Linked DNA regions of Mus musculus: all the other regions are linked to region 2. A link is a loop called in an ENCODE intact Hi-C map of the cell type or tissue named here. Cell type or tissue: left cerebral cortex. All regions are shown on one strand. Links, peaks and the distances in the headings refer to the core of each region. The heading gives the core; the rest is flanking DNA.

Region 1 (5,404 bases), core at 262-5,261, 360 kb after region 2:
ACAGTACACAAGTATAAGATGCTAAAGTGCATATGGCCAGGGGTATGTACAGAAGGAAAGCTTTCTTCATCACTCCAGTGTATGAAGTAGCACTGGCTGCAGGATGAGCAGGAGCAATGCTCTGTGACTTAGAAAAGAGCCCCCCCCCATCTTAAAATACACTTTCTGTTCTTAAAAGCATGCACGAGAAGTATAAACAATCTACACACAATACCCCTATAGAAAATCAAAGCATTTGCCATTTCTCTTTCAGCCTTTTAAAGCATATATATCCTCCTTACTTTTGAAACATAATTTTTAAAAAATTGGATACTATGACACATACTGTTTGACATGTTTTCTCCTACTTTTCTATGTAGTCATCTTTCCATTTAATATAGAATAAAATCTCAACGAACTTGCAGGGCATTTTTAAGCCCCAATATAATCACATCAAAAACAGAAGTTTCAAGACCCCAAACTTGAATTACAAGTCCCTAGAGTGTCTTAGTGCTGTTAGCTTCTACAGGTCTACTCAGTGCCGGGTGAAGCTGGGAGCAGTGAGGTTTCTCAGCAGATGGGGCTGCATGTGATTAGGCTCCAGCAGATCTGACTGGCTTGGAATCGGCTGACATCACAAGGAAGGCAGAAGAGTCAGCCTGAGTGAAGTGCTGCTGCCTCCGCCTCTCAGCCTTTCTGAGTCACGGAGGGCAGGCAGTCTTTAGCTCCTGGAGACAATCCTGCAGACGCACTGCTCTACTTCTGCAGCCTACACTCAGGAGTGGCTTTGGCTTCCAGTTGGTTCCTGTACAGGATGAGATTTTTCCACCTCCACCTTGTTTAAATTTCACTCAGTTATACACATAGCCCCTCACAATGTTTAAAATTATGAAAGCTGAGAAAATGACATGAGAGTTGCTCAAACAGAACAGTGTCCTATCAGATCTAGGTGTAATCACAGGAAGATCTAGTATGTTGACCAATGATCCCAGTGGCAGAAAAAGTAGGCAGATAGGGAGGACAGCAACTCCTCTGTCTCTGGGTAAGGATGGGGTAAAGCTAAGGAACAAACGTTACTGTCAGGACAGAAAGGCCGTTCAGGTATACAGGAATCACTTTAGAAAGCAAGAGTCCATAACACTGAGCAGGGATCCGGAACTTCTTAGAGTCCAACATAATCTAAACTCTCAAGGCAAAGATCAAACACATAGGCTGAGCTGGGGAGCAGGGGCCGGAGGGGCAGCACGGAACAGACAGAATGAGGAATTTCAAACACTAAACACAGCAACAAACTTCTGGAAAGCTGCAGGCTGACTATGGATGGCTTATACAAAATTTAAAAGAAAAAAAGATATAAAAAACTGAGTTTATATACTCTTTATTGGTAAATTACTAGTAAATTTACAACAAAATTAACTAAATATATCCAGACTCTCTAGGGAGGCAAAGTCGAAGGTAAAAGATCTTTGAAGTAGGTACAGCTCAACGGGAGACGGCCTGCCTAACATGACCATAGGTTTAATCCCGAGCACCAGAGAAAGATCTTCATTTCCACCCTTAAGCATATAGAATAAACTCTGAAAAAAATAACACAGAGTGGTGTGGAAAGAAGGCCTTGACACCAGGACAAGAACTATGTCATCTGTAGTTATACTTCATTCAGGTCCTTAGTGCTGATAAAATCTCATAAAAATTACAGGAAAACTAACAAGAAACAAGATATGAAGGTGGGTTAATTCTACAACAGTTTAGAATGCTAACCAGTGTTCAGCAGTCTCCTTCAATTCAGGATCATTTCCCTGTCAGCACTTACTGGTGGCTCTTCCATGCCAACACAACTAAAGGTACATACAGGAACACCAAACAGAGTCACTACTTACCTACAGGTGTACAGAGATATGCAAAAACATCAGTGTTTACAACGATGACAGACAGACTCTTGACATAAGGCTCTAAGGTAACCAGTGGTGAAACACCACAGGGCAAGTGTGAAGCAGAAAGGGCTTTCCAGATGTATGCCTTGGCCCTGGCACACATAGGGAGCCTGAGAATGTATTACTTTGTACCTTTCTACAGAGAAACCACTCCTAAAAAAAAGCAAGCAATTGATAAGTGCCAAAATGACAGGCTTAATACACACACACACACACACACACTTAAGATATGTCAATCAAGAAAAATATAACCACTCATTTCATATAAAAAATTTAATTTTTATCTTTAAACTATAGACTATACATGATTTGCAAAGGAGACTGTACCAAACAATGATCAAAGACGAATCATCCGTTCTATGCCTTTTCTTTTGTCTGGTCACTCAGAAATATAATGTTATCTGGAAAGAAACCAAAGTGTTAAGAGTCACTTTCAGAATGCGGTCTTCATTTCATTGATAATTCCCGTCAACACAGAAGTCCTTTAGTGGTATTAAAAATTTCAAAATAAGTAACTTTTGTTGTGTTCATAAGAGGTACACAAGAGGCAATCAATCCAATAGAACAGGCTGCAACTGCTTGCCCAACAATTCAGACTTCAATACAGGATGAGACCATTAAGCTCTCCCCAGCAACATCGTGTAAACACTAGTAAGCCCACCCACACACAAGAGGATGAACACATTCCACATCTACATGCTGCAACCATGTAGCAAAGCCAGGAGCCACCTTACAACTTAGCAACTGTAACATTATTTGCTTTTAAAGGAAATAGATTCATCTTAAAGACTGAATTTCATATTCTGGCTGGGTGGTTGTATTGCATACTCTGAATCCCAGAATACAGGAGGCAAGAGAGGCAGATGGATCTCTAAGTTTAAGGCCAGCCTGATCTACAGAGCGAGTTCTAAGACAGCCAGGACTAAGCAGAGAAACCCTGCCTCAAAAAAAAAAAAAAAAAAAAAAAAAAAGGAAGGAAAAAAAACAGAATTTCATACTTATTTTAGGGAAAAGTTTTAAGTATTACAAAGCAAGCGTTTTTAATGCAAAAACAAAGTAGACATTGCTCTGATTATTTCCAAGAAAATTCGCTAAAAACAACCAAAGATAGAGGTTAAGTAGCATTTCTTGGATAACTCCAAACATTTTATATGTTTTAGGAGTAATGATCCCAAAGTGTAATGAAGTCTAAACTGGTGGCAAGCAGTTGCAGCATGTTCTATTGGATTGATTGATTGCCTCTTGCGGACCTCTCATGAATACAACAAAAGTTACTTAACTACAAAATTATCTAAAAGATAGTTAATAGTACAATTACTTCATGACTGTACAGGACTAGAATGGAAGCCAAGAGTGCCATCTACTGGTGTATTTTTGCTTTAAAAGTCAAATATGGCCCCCTAAGTGAAAAAGTACTATACAAAAAAAGAGAAAAATGGAAGGAGTCAATATTAAAAAAAAAAAAAAAAAGAATGAAAACAAAATAATAACAACAGAAAATAATTTAGGATGCTAAATATATTTCTAAACCACTCTATATTTGCTGTGTTTGCAATGTGAGAAAGAGGACTTACTCTTTAGATTATATTAATATACAATAAGTTACAGGTAAACAGAAAAAATCAAATAGGTTTCTTCAAACATCACTGAATGCTATTCAGCTTTTCTGTGAACCATAGATACACAGTCAACTGACCAGACCAGTAACAACTATGAAAAGGAAAAAGTAAACTGAACGATGTGAAATGTTTCTCTACCTTAGTTTGTAAAAACTCAACAATTCAAATAATATAACTGCCCATAGATCTGACTTATAGTGGAACACAAATGGAGATTAAAAAGATCTACATTGGTTTTCAAAGTCAATATATTTTCTTTTTTTTTAATTAATTAATTTATTTATTTATATAAGTACACTGTCACTGAAACACCAGGAGAGGGCATCAGATCTCATTACAGGTGGTTGTGAGCCACCATGTGGGTGCTGGGAATTGAACTCAGGACCTCTGGAAGAGCAGTCAGTGCTCTTACTTGCTGAGCCATCTCTCCAGCCCCGTCAATTTATTTTCTAAAACTACTATTAGGAAAATAAGTGATTATTTCTTTAAAAAACATAATTTACCAATATGAACAGTGATTAAGACATAAACATTGGAACAGAGAGAAAAGGATTTTTAAAAGGTGTATAGATTATACTGTGGAGTCATTCAGAGAAGAGTGGAGACAATGACATCTGTTTTCTGAAGTAAAAAATGCCATAATAATCTCAACCTGGGGGGAAATAACAGTGTTACAAAAACACCTTCTCTTTCAGCGAGACGAGCTGATATTTATGACTAAAATAGAGCAATGTCACTTCCAACTGATCCTGGAAGAGAAAGAGCAGCCGAAGAACCGATCCAGCCATGAGTGGGAAGTGAGGAGGCAAAGCACACAAGACACCATTCTCTCTACTCACAGACTTCAGAAACAGAGCACTCTATAGGGTAACACCTCACTACAGCCTATCTCAGGAGTTCATACACACTAAGAAATTTCAGTACTTTTTTTTTCACTCCTATCTATAAAACAGGTTTCTAGGCGTTTATAACAAAAACAAAATAAGTAAACTGAGGCTTAACTCATAATTTTCACAACATATTCAAGAAATAATAAAACATGTCTATCTCATTAAAAGATGAATTTTAATAGCATTTTAATTTTCACATTAACATATTAAAATCTGTTAAGCAGGTACTCTTAAAAAATGGCATTAAATTGGTAAGGCATCTATATTTCATTAATCTACATATAATTTGAGTAAAAAAAAGCATTTAAGTTACAGATACATAAACAGCTATATTGTTTTTAGACAAAAGTTTTTAAATTTCAAATGAAGGCTGTTGCACCTTCACTTTCAAAGTTTTGAATACATCACAAATTCCTACCATCACAGTTCTGCAACTGCCCGAGTATACACCAAGATTCAATTCTCCAAGTTAACAGTATGTACTGCAGGGGCAAGTTGCTTTCATACCCCACAGAGTCCCCCTGAACTAAACATGTGAGTAGACAGAGAGCCTTTTAAAGGAATAAATAAATGTGGACAACATTAGCACACAGGAAAAGGAACAGGACGAAGTCCCCTGGGGAGTTTCCTGCAGAGCTGCCATCAGGGTGCTTAGAGGCCAGCAAAAGCGGCCTATACTACGCCAACCCTTCCAATGAACAACCAGAGACACTGTGCACCACGAGCTTCTTACCAGCTATGATTGTTGTTGCTTGCCGCCTCACATTGTTTTTATCCATGTACTCGCCATAGTCCACTTTCCCTTCCACAAATATACGAGCCCTGATATAAAGAAATGCAGTCTTTAGTCTGTAGATTCTAATCCTGGCTTTCGAGGTGTCAGGACATGGGTAGCAAGTACAAGCTGAAGATGAAATAACTGTACTTTGCTAAACATGTCTTCAATTTCAAAACTAAGAGGACTGAAACACAATGCAATCTA
Region 2 (5,404 bases), core at 157-5,156:
TCAGACCACAGATCAGGACTGAGAGAAAAAAAAATTCCCATCTATAGAGAATTAGTTTCCAAAACTTCAGCTCTGTACTGGCAACATCATGGGTGCTAAGTCTGTGATTTCACTTGGGGCAAAACATTTGGCTCAGATTTTATAAGTAATTCCTAGAGGATTAGAACCATAGTAATATTTGCAAAAAGAAAGAAGAGCCATGAACAAAAACCCGGAAGCTTTGTTAGAGCGCAGACAGAAACCAGAAATGAAGGTTGTCATTTAGCCTCCTAAATTTGCATTTTCTTCACCTTGGCAAAAGTAAAGAACTTAGAGACCAGGCATTCAATGTAGCTGAAGCAGACTTAAGACAGGAATCTCCCACACTCTAGGCCTTTGGACTGATTTTTCTTAGACTGTTCTTTTTTAAAACAAAACAAAACAAAACAAAACAAACAAACAAACAAAAACAACAACAAAAACAACCTGACATTAGGAATTCTTTCTCTGCTCCTTTGAAATGTAAATCTTTATTTTAAAAAAGCTAGGGGTGTGGGATTTAGAATCTATGAATATCTTCTCCAAGGCATGAAGAGTATCTCTTTGAAGTGCAATCATTAGGGAAGGTAGTGGGCCCCATCCCTCAAGGTCTCAAGGGAATGTGAGGCAGACTTAAAGGAGGCTACAAAGACCAGAGAAAGTACTTTTTCCTTAAAGTAAGGCCAATTAGCAAACACAGGTGGCCTACACACACACACACACACACACACACACACCCCTCACACCCACCCAGCTCTCAAACGCTACCCAGACCTTAGTTTCAGTGTTCATACTAGAGTTTGGTCTCTTCTGTTACAAGATCTTTCACTATGTTGCCCCTTTTTCATCACCTTTGCTTAGTATGAAATTAATTGAGAAACTCTCTGACCAGTGATTGATGAACACTGATTAATACTATTAGCCTTTAGGTAACTAAGTCTCCAAAGAAGGGAGAGGAGGGTGGTGGTGGTGTATGAGGAGACAGAAGAAAGAAAGGGAAAAGAATGGGAAGGGAAAAGAATGGGAAGGGAGGGGAGGGGAGGGGAGGGGAGGGGAGGGGAGGGGAGGGGAGGGGAGGGGAGGGGAACTTACGGCTGCAGAGAAAAGTTCCTAACCAAATAAGAACAAAATCAACAGCTAATTCTATGGACAGTGGAAGAAATATCATTTATTAGCGAAAATGTCCCATTTTCAATGCTAACAATAACAACAAAAACCACTCAAAAATGAAAACAAAAATGTAATATACACCACAAAAAAAAATGTAGTCAATAGAAATGTTGCCAAGCCAGGGCTATACAGAGAAACCCTGTCTCGAAAAAACCAAAAATACCAGAAATGTTGCCAAAAGGAACTTGGTAGGGAAGGGGATTAAACAAGATATCATAAATATGTTCAATAAAAAATAAGAGAAAGCATGTCTTATTAAAGTAAAATAGATCCATCCTATTATTAAATGAATAATGAGGCAGGATGGAAAGAACTTAGAAGGACAGTGGAAGGGAAAGGACTTGGATAAAAGTAAAGACTTCCAAACCAATTAACAAAATTTGCAATTGCAGTGGCCTCTATGGAGACAATATTCCTTTTACACAGAGGTATTTTAAATAATAATATAATATTGCAATGGGCCATGCTTAAGACCTAAACACATACAACCTCCAAATATAACCTTATTGTTTTCCCTTATGTGACCTGAAATATCTAGGAATCTCACAAACAAGATTTTAAACTATGCTTTCAGTAAAAATATATCCTACTTCCCTGTGCCAGCCTTTATCTTTGCCAACAGTAACAAAAGCAAACTCACTCGTAGGTGGGTCTGGTCTGGGACCACCCATACAGGCTGTGCACATCATAGTGTGGCACCCGGGAGCCATCTGGAAGGATTTGCTCACTCTCCATGCATAGTGTCTTGCTGTTCAGGCCCACGTTCCTGGCTTCCAAATCTGAGGGGGAAATAATGAGTTATTTCCCACACATATTGATTTATATGTTCTAATCATATCAGGTCTAATTGCTTGTTTTTAATTTTTTTATGTAGAAAAGCAACATCCTGTGATTTCATAATTAAGGCTAAAGAAAACATGTAGACTGGATAAAGTATCCTCTTACTTTAACTAAAACTTAATGTGCCAGCTTAGTAACTCTGTAACAAATGCCTTTGATGTTAAGACTTTTTCTTCCACTAGATGGTAATGTCCTCAAGGGAATAAATAGATCTTGTTCAAATCAATTCTGTACTGATGTTTTTAAATCTTTCTGGCTTGGCAGCATTTACCTGATAAATATAAAATTAAATATAAAATTAAGAGAGGAAGGAGTAGATGGGTGGAAGGATTAATGGATGGATGGATGGATGGATGGATGGATGGATGGATGGATGGAGACATGATCAATAATAATAGACATTAAGAAGCCTGGATTCCAGTTGCAGATAGAATATTTTAAGAACTTCATTCCTTGAGCTTCTTTGGGGTGAGAGGACTCAATATACTGAGATGTCTTGGACCAAAGCCTCTTACTCCATATTCTGGTACAGTGAGCTCTAAGGAGAATCTTTCTTAAAGTATCTGAACATGGGTAGAGAGCGTAGAAACTTAACTCTAATCAGAAAACCCTATATATTGGGACAAGTGGGTTTGCATGCATATAGAAGAGTGTATTTAAAACGTGGGCAATAAATTTATAGCCATCCATACAACCAAGTAGACTTAGTTTCTTGTATAATACATCATGTCATTATTTCTGTATCTAATTACTAACTTGCATATATTTAAAGTTATTCTATTTGTGGATTTTATGTCATGGTGAAAGTATGTTTGCTCCTCCCCTTTCCCATCCAAAAACTTGTGGCTTTATACAAAAGGAAAGAGACTCTTGAACGGGAAAGAAATCATACCTGGCATGTAGGGTGGTTTATTGAGAGTGTCGTTGCGGCAGCCCCCGACAGCTCCATCCACAAAGTTTGAAGGTTCATTCATATCCTGAAGTAAGCAAACAAAGAAAAATTCTGTCATATCAGGGGCAACATGTCATTTCTAAATAGAACACTAAACTCAAAGAAATGACTAGGTTGTGTAATCCCAGTCTTTAACCTTGTCATGGATTAAACTGGAATTAAAAATCCTATATCAGCTTAGTGGAGTAGAGTAATAAACTTGCCAGTTTACCTTTTTCATCCTAGGAAGGTTATGTCATAGCAAAAACATTGAGATAACACTGGACCCTGAACTTAATGAAATATCTTAATCTATCTCCCTATCCATCAAGCCTGGTTTTATTTTTCTATTCATAGACTATTTACTTTGTATCTGTAGCTAGTAGCTATTATAATTTTCCTCTACCTTTTCTTACTGCTCCAGCCTTGCTACGAATCTACTACTGACATAGGCTTGAAAATCCTCTGAGTAGTTGTAATAACTCAGAAGCAATGCTTGAAATGAAACCTTCCACTGGGGAATGTAAAGCTCAATTGTAAGGAGTGGAGGCCCTGAGGGAATGTTCATTGTCTGTCAGTAGAATAAAAATAAAATTGGTCTATCTTTAAAAAGAAAGTTTTAAATAAGAATACAGGCAACAGCAAGCATTTGGGACTAACTATGCACTGTTTTGGGTTACCCAACAACAGTTTTCTTTTTTCTCAAACAGAAGTTTACAACCTGGGGTTTGAACAACCCTTTCCCAGGGGTCACCTAAGACCATTGGAAAACAGGGATATTTCAATTATAATTCATAGCAGTATCAACATTATAGTTATGAAGTAGCTATGAAAATAATTTTATGGCTTGGGTCACCACAACATGATCAACTGTATTAAAGGGTCACAGTATTAGGTAGGTTAAGAACCACTGCGTTAGAGTAAACATCTCATAATTTTCTGAATCTCTTCTTCAAAGCTGCTAACATTTCTTTACTTTCTGACTTATCTGTTTGGATTAATTTGTGTTCTTCTATAAGTTTACAGTATGCTTGTCTGTCCTGAAAGGTCAATGTTCAGTGAGGCCACAAAACAACCACAGGACTCAAGTTTGTCACTGTGTGAACTCTGTGCTTCTTTTACTCTGAGCTAGCATCTAGCAGCTCTTCAGAGCTGGCTTAGAATTTGCTTAGGGTTTCAGGGGTCTTGATGTGAGGTGAGAAAGCATGACAGGAATGAATGAATTCCACCCCTAGAAAGATGCAAATGGAGGAGCCCTCACAGACATCTCCCAGAGACATCCCATCAATCTCCAAATTGATGCCTTGCCCATTTCCAGGTCTGCCCTGTCTTGCAGGGTGCACTTTCAGGCTTTGGAGTAGATGTGCCATCTGGGAAGCAAAGTCAAGACTGACCAATTGGAAATAAGAGATGCCAGGATGTTCCTCCCTGTCACCCAAATATTAGCATCTTGAGCAGCTGATACACCTCCTCAGTGAACTCCTCTACCAGACATGTCCTTGGGCAGGACCACAATAATCTCTGCTCTTCCTGGTCCTAGAAACTAAACAACCTTCCTTTCAGTTATCCACTCCTAGCTGCCTATTCTGCGAATTTATAAAGTACCTCCCTGAGTTCTAACTGCTTATGTGTTCAGAGAATTAAAGGTGCACTTACAATCCGCAGCCCATCAAACTTCAAACTTTTCTGTGGCTCCTGAGGATTTGAATAGAGCTCTTTTATCTCCTTCTTCCACCATGTGGCTGTGCTGTTACGCAGGAAGTCAGGAAAAGCGACATGGGCCCTGTATAGCTGGAAGAGCAAGACATGCTTTCATGGGAAAGATCTCCCCCTATCTTGGAGAGAGAGTACTGATGACAAAAGAGGAAATGGGCAGACATCTAGGCCTATCCAGTCTCTGAACTAACAGCCTTTCTTCTGCCATTGCTGCAGAGTTTACAATGGACACAAAGATGGAGGAAGGGAGGAAAGCCCGACTTGTTTTAGGATTCAACATCAACTATGGACAATAGAAAACTAATAGTATCTAAGCAGTTGAATTGTAAAGATGCCTGGGATACTTGTAGATTGGCCAAACTAAGGAGGACCTGACTGTAACCCGGAAAAAAATGGCTGCATTGTAACTAAGTGTGTAGGCCTGATGGAACAGAAGGCATGGAACCAGGGACTTTCCTCCTTCCAGCCTGATAGCTTTTGCTCTTCAAGGAATCATCAAAACATCTACTTGTGACAGTTTAATACTTGAGAATATATCCTAGACTTCAGGTCATTATTTTTCTAGCAACATTATATTTGAATCACAAATTATTGAACACATAACAATTCATGGGGTTTCATGACAATTTTCTTTCTATATCCTTCCACTTTGGTTGGCTGTCAGGTTTTTCATTCGAGTGCTTCCTCCTGTGAAAACTGACCACCAGGCAAGCAGACTCAAGTTAAAGC
Region 3 (5,404 bases), core at 78-5,077, 230 kb after region 2:
TTGTCCTATTGACATTGACCTTGCCTTACAGAAGCTTTTCAGTTTCATGAGGTCCCATTTGTCAATTGTTGATTTTAGAGCTTGAGCCATTGGTGTTCTGTTCAGGAAATTTTCCTCTGTGCCAATGACTTCAAGTCTAATTCCCACTTTATCTTCTATTAGATTCAGTTACTCTTTTCAATGTAGATCAATATATGTTGAAATCCCTGATGTACTTGGACTTGAGCTTTATACAAGGTGATTAATATGGAACAATTTGCAGTCTTCTAAATGCAGACCACCAGTTAGACCAGCACCATTTGTTGAAGATGCTTTCTTTCTAACACTGTATGGCTTTTGCTTCTTTGTCAAAGATCAAGTGTCCATAGTGTGTGGGTTTATTTCTGGGTCATCAATTCCATTCCATTGATTAATCTGCTCTCTGTATAAACCAAATAACCCAATTTAAAACTGGGGTACAAAGCTAAACAGAGAATTCTCAGCTGAGAAATTTCAAATGGCTGAGAAGTACTTAAAGAAATATTCAACATCCTTAGTCATCAGGAAAATGCAAATCAAAATGACCCTGAGATTCCTTTACATTACTCTGACCAAAATGGCTAAGTTAAAAATTCAAGTGACAGCACATGCTGACACGGATATGGAGAACAGAAACACTCCTCCATTGCTGGTAGGATTGCAAACTGGTACAACCACTCTGGAGATCAGTCTGGAGCTTCCTCAGAAAATTGGAAATTGTTCTACCTGAAATCCTAGCTATACCTCTCTTGGGCATATAGCCAAAAGATGTTCCACCATACCACAAGGAGCACACTCCACTATGTTCATAGAAGCCTTGTTTGTAATAGCCAGAAGCTGGAAACAACCTAGATGTCCCTCAACAGAAGAATGGCTACAGAAAATGTGGTTCATTTACACAATGGAATATTATTCAGCCATTAAAAATGAGGACATCATGAATTCTGGAGGAAAATGAATGGAGCTAGAAAATATCATCCTGAGCAAGGTAACCCAGTCTCAAAAGGACATGCATGGTATGTAATAATGGCTAAGTTAAAAACTCAAGTGACAGCACATGCTGACAAGGATGTGGAGAACAAGAACACTCCTCCATTACTGGTGGGATTGCAAACTGGTACAACCACTCTGGAAATCAGTCTGGAGCTTCCTCAGAAAATTGGAACTAAGTGATAAGTGGATATTAGCTAAAAAGTACAGGTGAAACTTACAGACCGTATAAAGTTTAACAAGCAGTAAGGTCCAAGTGAGGATGCTTCAATCCCACATAGAAGGAGGAACAAAATAATCACTGGAGGAAGTGGAAAGGGACCAGATGGGAGAGGGGAGGAGGAGAGAAAAGGGGGGCAGGATCAGGTATGGGGGGAGACAGGAGAGAAGCCCAGAGAACCAGGAACATGAATGGAAATATGCAGCTGTGGGGAGTTGGAGGTGGGGAGAACCTCTAGAAAGTCCCAGAGACCTGGGATGTGAGAGGCTCCCAGGACTCAGTGGGGATGTCAATGGGGATGATCTTAGCCTAAATGCCCAACACGGGGAAGATGGAATCTGAAGAGGCCACCTCCAGTGGATAGACAGGGGTACCAGTGGAGAGATATGGCCACCCACCCATCTTCAAAATTTTTGACCCAAATTTGTTCCTGTCTAAAGGAAACTCAGGGAGAAAGATGGGGCAGAGACTGAAGGAAAGGACATCCAGTGACTGGCCCAACTTGGGATCCATCCCATGAACAGGCACCAAACCCTGACACTATTGCTGATGGCATCTTGTGTTTGCAAATAGGAGCCTAGCATGGCTGTCCTCTTAGAGACTCTACCAGTACCTAACTGTGACAGATGCAGATACTTCCAGCCAACCATTGGACTGATGTTGGGGACCCCTATGGAAGAGTTAGGGGAAGGGTTGAAGGAGCTGAAAGAAATGGCAACCCCATAGGAAGACCAACAGTATCACCTAACCCAGACACCTTAGAGCTCACAGAGACTAAGCCACCAACCAAAGAGCATGGGCTGGGCGCCTTCTAAATGGCTACACAACAGGTTAGTTCCTAACCTATTTGTTAGTTCCTAACAGAAGTCTGAATTCAGCTACGGCAGCACGGCAGCACTACATCCATTGTGTAAACAGAAGGGTGACAGCTAAGAAGGTCATCCAGAAGAGGCGATAAAAAAAGACCTCATCCCAGATCTGTCTGAAGGAAATCTGCAGATTTTTCCTTTCAGTGTCTTATTTTACTAATATCTATGCTGACCTTGTATGAAGACAAACATGTTGCTTCAGTAAGTCTGGTGAGATTCTCCTGTTTTTTTTTTTTTTTTTTCCTTAGCCATAATAATGGTCTCTTGAAGAGAAATGAACCTACCCAGATTCAGCTTTTCCAACTCTCCTGAGCATTGAGTTGGCATTGAGTTGGACTATCTCTCTCCTTCCTCTACCTCCCTGAGGTTGTTTCCCAATAGCTTGTTTGCCATCTCAACAGATAGTCTGCACCCAAGCCCCTCTCTCTCTCTCTCTCTCTCTCTATATATATATATATATATAAAGTGGACTGAGAGCAAAGAATTCTGCCAGACTTCCTCACCTATCAAGGCAGGGCATCCTTCTCACTTTGAAAAGGAATACCAATACTGAATCTTAGCTTCTCACATTTGTGTTTGGTGACTTTGGCCAAGATTTTTGATCATTTGATCTTTCTGAAGCCTCTGCTGTCTCATTAGCAAATTATAAGTAGAATTTGCAAGGAAATTTGAAATTAGAGAAAATTGAATGTACCATAATACATTAAGTGGAGTCTAAAGTTTCAGTTAGTTAAAATATGGGAGCATATTATGACTGTACTAAAAATAAATGCCTGGGGCAAGCGCTCAGGACCAGAAAACTGGGAATTCTAGAAGTCACAGTGGTTTGGCGCCACCTAGTGGGACTCAACAATGTTAGAGGGACTTTGAGCCTGGCTCCCTGCAATGGGGAATATCTTGGCAAGTGGAAGGATTATGAACTACTTTTTTGTTTTGTTTTGTTTTGTTTGTTTCAGTTTGGTTTTTTGCTTTGTTTTGTTTTTTGCCTTTCAAACTTGTAATTAAAATGTATAAAACAGTGTATAAGTTAGGTAAATCAAATACATAGATTGAATAAATACATAATATATTTTATTTAAAATGGCATTAAAGGTAAAATGATATTTTACTTATCTCAAATTATCTATTTTTCACAATAATTTATTTTTTGTTAACGTTACATCCTGATGGCAGCACCCCCTCCCCCCCTTCCTTTCCCTAGCAGAGATTCTTACTAATGGCTGAATATGGAGGCTGAAGTGGTCACCTTCTGTAGCCAGGCAGGGCTTTCAGTGGACTGAGGGGAACATCAACCCACCCACAAAACCTTCAATCCAAAAGTTGTCCTGCCTTCAAGATGCACAGGCATAAATATGGAGCAGAGATTGAGGTTGAGGGACCGACTCACCAATAATTGCCCCAACTTGAGACCCACCCCAGGGGAAGAGAGTCAACCCCTGACACTATTAATGATACTCTGCTATGCTAGAACACCGGAGCCTAGCATAACTGTATCCTGTGAGGCTTCATCCAGCAGCAGATGAAAACAAATGCAGAGATCCACAGGCAAACATCAGGCAGAACTTGGGAAGTCGTGTAGAAGAGTGGGGGGATAGAATTCAGCAAGCCGGGGAGGGGGATGTCAAGGATACCACAAGAAGACCTACAGAGTCAACTAACCTGGGTCCAGGGGGGAGCTCACAGAGACTGACCCACCAACCAAAGAACATGCATATGATGAACCAGATGTACAACTTGGTCTTCATGTGAGTCCCCTAACAATTAGAGAGCAAGGGCTGTCTTTGACTCTGTTGCCTGCCACTGGATCCCATTCTCCTAACTGGACTGCCTGGTTAAGCCTCAATTGGAAAGAATGTGCTTAGCCCTGCTGGAACCAAATGTCTCTGTGTGAGGTGGTATCCAATGGAGGCTTCCCCTTCTCTGAGGAGAATGGGAGGGGTAATGGGGGAAAGGGTTTGTAAGGGAGAGGCTGGGATGAGAAGATTATGAACTCCTAATTTTAGTTCTTTGTAATATGTGATATATATATATGGAAATTGTGATTAGAACAGGAAATGGGAATTAACTAGTCATTTTAGGAGCAGGATTTCTATTGAGGGCTACTAGTGAAAAGCTATGTCTTCCTGGTCAAAAGAATGAAATTTATGTCTGGCCTAAACTACACAAAACATACGCTAATGTAGCTACACCTGTCAGCTACCTAGTAGACAGCAGTTCCTGGGAAGGCCGACTTGCGTCCTGTTACCAGAAGAGGCTGGAGGAAGAATTATTTCCATAATAATATGATGTGCCTTCTCTTCCCTACCCAGATTCAGTGTCAGCAGCTTATGGAGCTATAACCATGTAGTTGTGTTAAGCCTGACTGCTTTTCTAACTCAGAAATCTGTAACCATTTTTTTTCTCCTCTTTTCTTCTCCTTCTCCCTCTCCCTCTCCCTCTCCCTCTCCCTCTCCCTCTCCCTCTCCCTCTCCCTCCCCCTCCCCCTCTCCCTCCCCCTCCCCCTCCCCCTCCCCCTGTCCCCTGTCCCCTCCTTCCTCCTTCTCCTCCTCCTCCTCCTCCTCCTCCTCCTCCTCCTCCTCCTTCTTCTTCTTCTTCTTCTTCTCTTCACTCTTTTTCGTTTTCTTTTCTTTTTATTTATTCATTTTTCTTAGATACTGGCTGTGGACTGGGCCTGCTTCCCTGGACACTCTGAGCTTACCTACTCTTGTCATCTGTAGCTATTCACCACTACCATCTTCTACCATGTGCTAACAAAGGGCATAGTTTTCTCTTCCTCTTCTTCAGCTTCCTTAATGCCACAGCTCCCTGTTCGAGGGATTTTCTTTTAAATGTAATAAAATTGTCCTCAAGCTTCCTCCTGAGTCTGTTCTTACTCTCTTATTAAAGAGACTAACAATAAGAGGGGATCCCAATTTCCAGTGGTATCATGTGGTACCCCAGGTAGTATTGTGTCCTCATAACAACAGAGATGCAGAGGTTCATTCCCAGTATTCACACTTGCTGAGAGATGGTATTCCACTTTTCTCATGAGTATGACCCAAGCCATACTACATCTGCCTGACCCTAGGAAAATGACTGAAGCTTATCTCCATGTGTGGATGGGGACAAGTTGGGAAGAGAACCAGTCACTAACCATTTTATATTTTAACTCACACAAAAGCCAAAGAAGTCATGTTGACCCCCTGCATACCCTGAACTCTTCCCTCCAACCTCACTTCTGCTACAGGCTAGCCCAGCTCCCTCATTTTATAAAACAACCTCTTTTCCTCTATTCCCCTTGAAGTGCTGTTCTCTGCCTTTCCTGCTT

The links. A loop is a pair of places that touch in the nucleus more often than their neighbours do. Peaks named below come from ENCODE experiments on the same cell type or tissue, not always from the same donor. Only the 100,000 strongest peaks of a DNase experiment are listed, where the experiment ranks them.
Region 1: a loop joins it to region 2, with 5 times the contacts of the local background. A loop is called at or near these places in 6 of 42 quality-filtered maps.
Region 3: it touches region 2 in a loop (2.5-fold over the local background); 4 of 42 quality-filtered maps call a loop at or near these places.

What each region holds. Positions count from the first base shown.
Region 1 is chr6:40,477,763-40,483,166 of GRCm38, reverse strand. It overlaps Ssbp1 (single-stranded DNA binding protein 1), which reads right to left. Exons shown (of 6, transcript NM_028358.2): 6 at 4,580-5,244. The coding sequence ends at 5,100. Among named protein-coding and RNA genes, the nearest start is that of Ssbp1, 9.0 kb to the right of the region's middle. In left cerebral cortex, for the core only: a CTCF peak has its summit at 3,259 (motif pointing left); DNase peaks (open chromatin) are centred at 649 and 3,230.
Region 2 is chr6:40,842,291-40,847,694 of GRCm38, reverse strand. It overlaps the pseudogene Mgam2-ps. Among named protein-coding and RNA genes, the nearest start is that of Moxd2, 43 kb to the left of the region's middle. In left cerebral cortex, for the core only: a CTCF peak has its summit at 2,205 (motif pointing right); a DNase peak (open chromatin) is centred at 1,916.
Region 3 is chr6:40,615,692-40,621,095 of GRCm38, reverse strand. No RefSeq gene overlaps it. Among named protein-coding and RNA genes, the nearest start is that of Tas2r138, 5.1 kb to the right of the region's middle. In left cerebral cortex, for the core only: a CTCF peak has its summit at 2,927 (motif pointing left); a DNase peak (open chromatin) is centred at 2,926.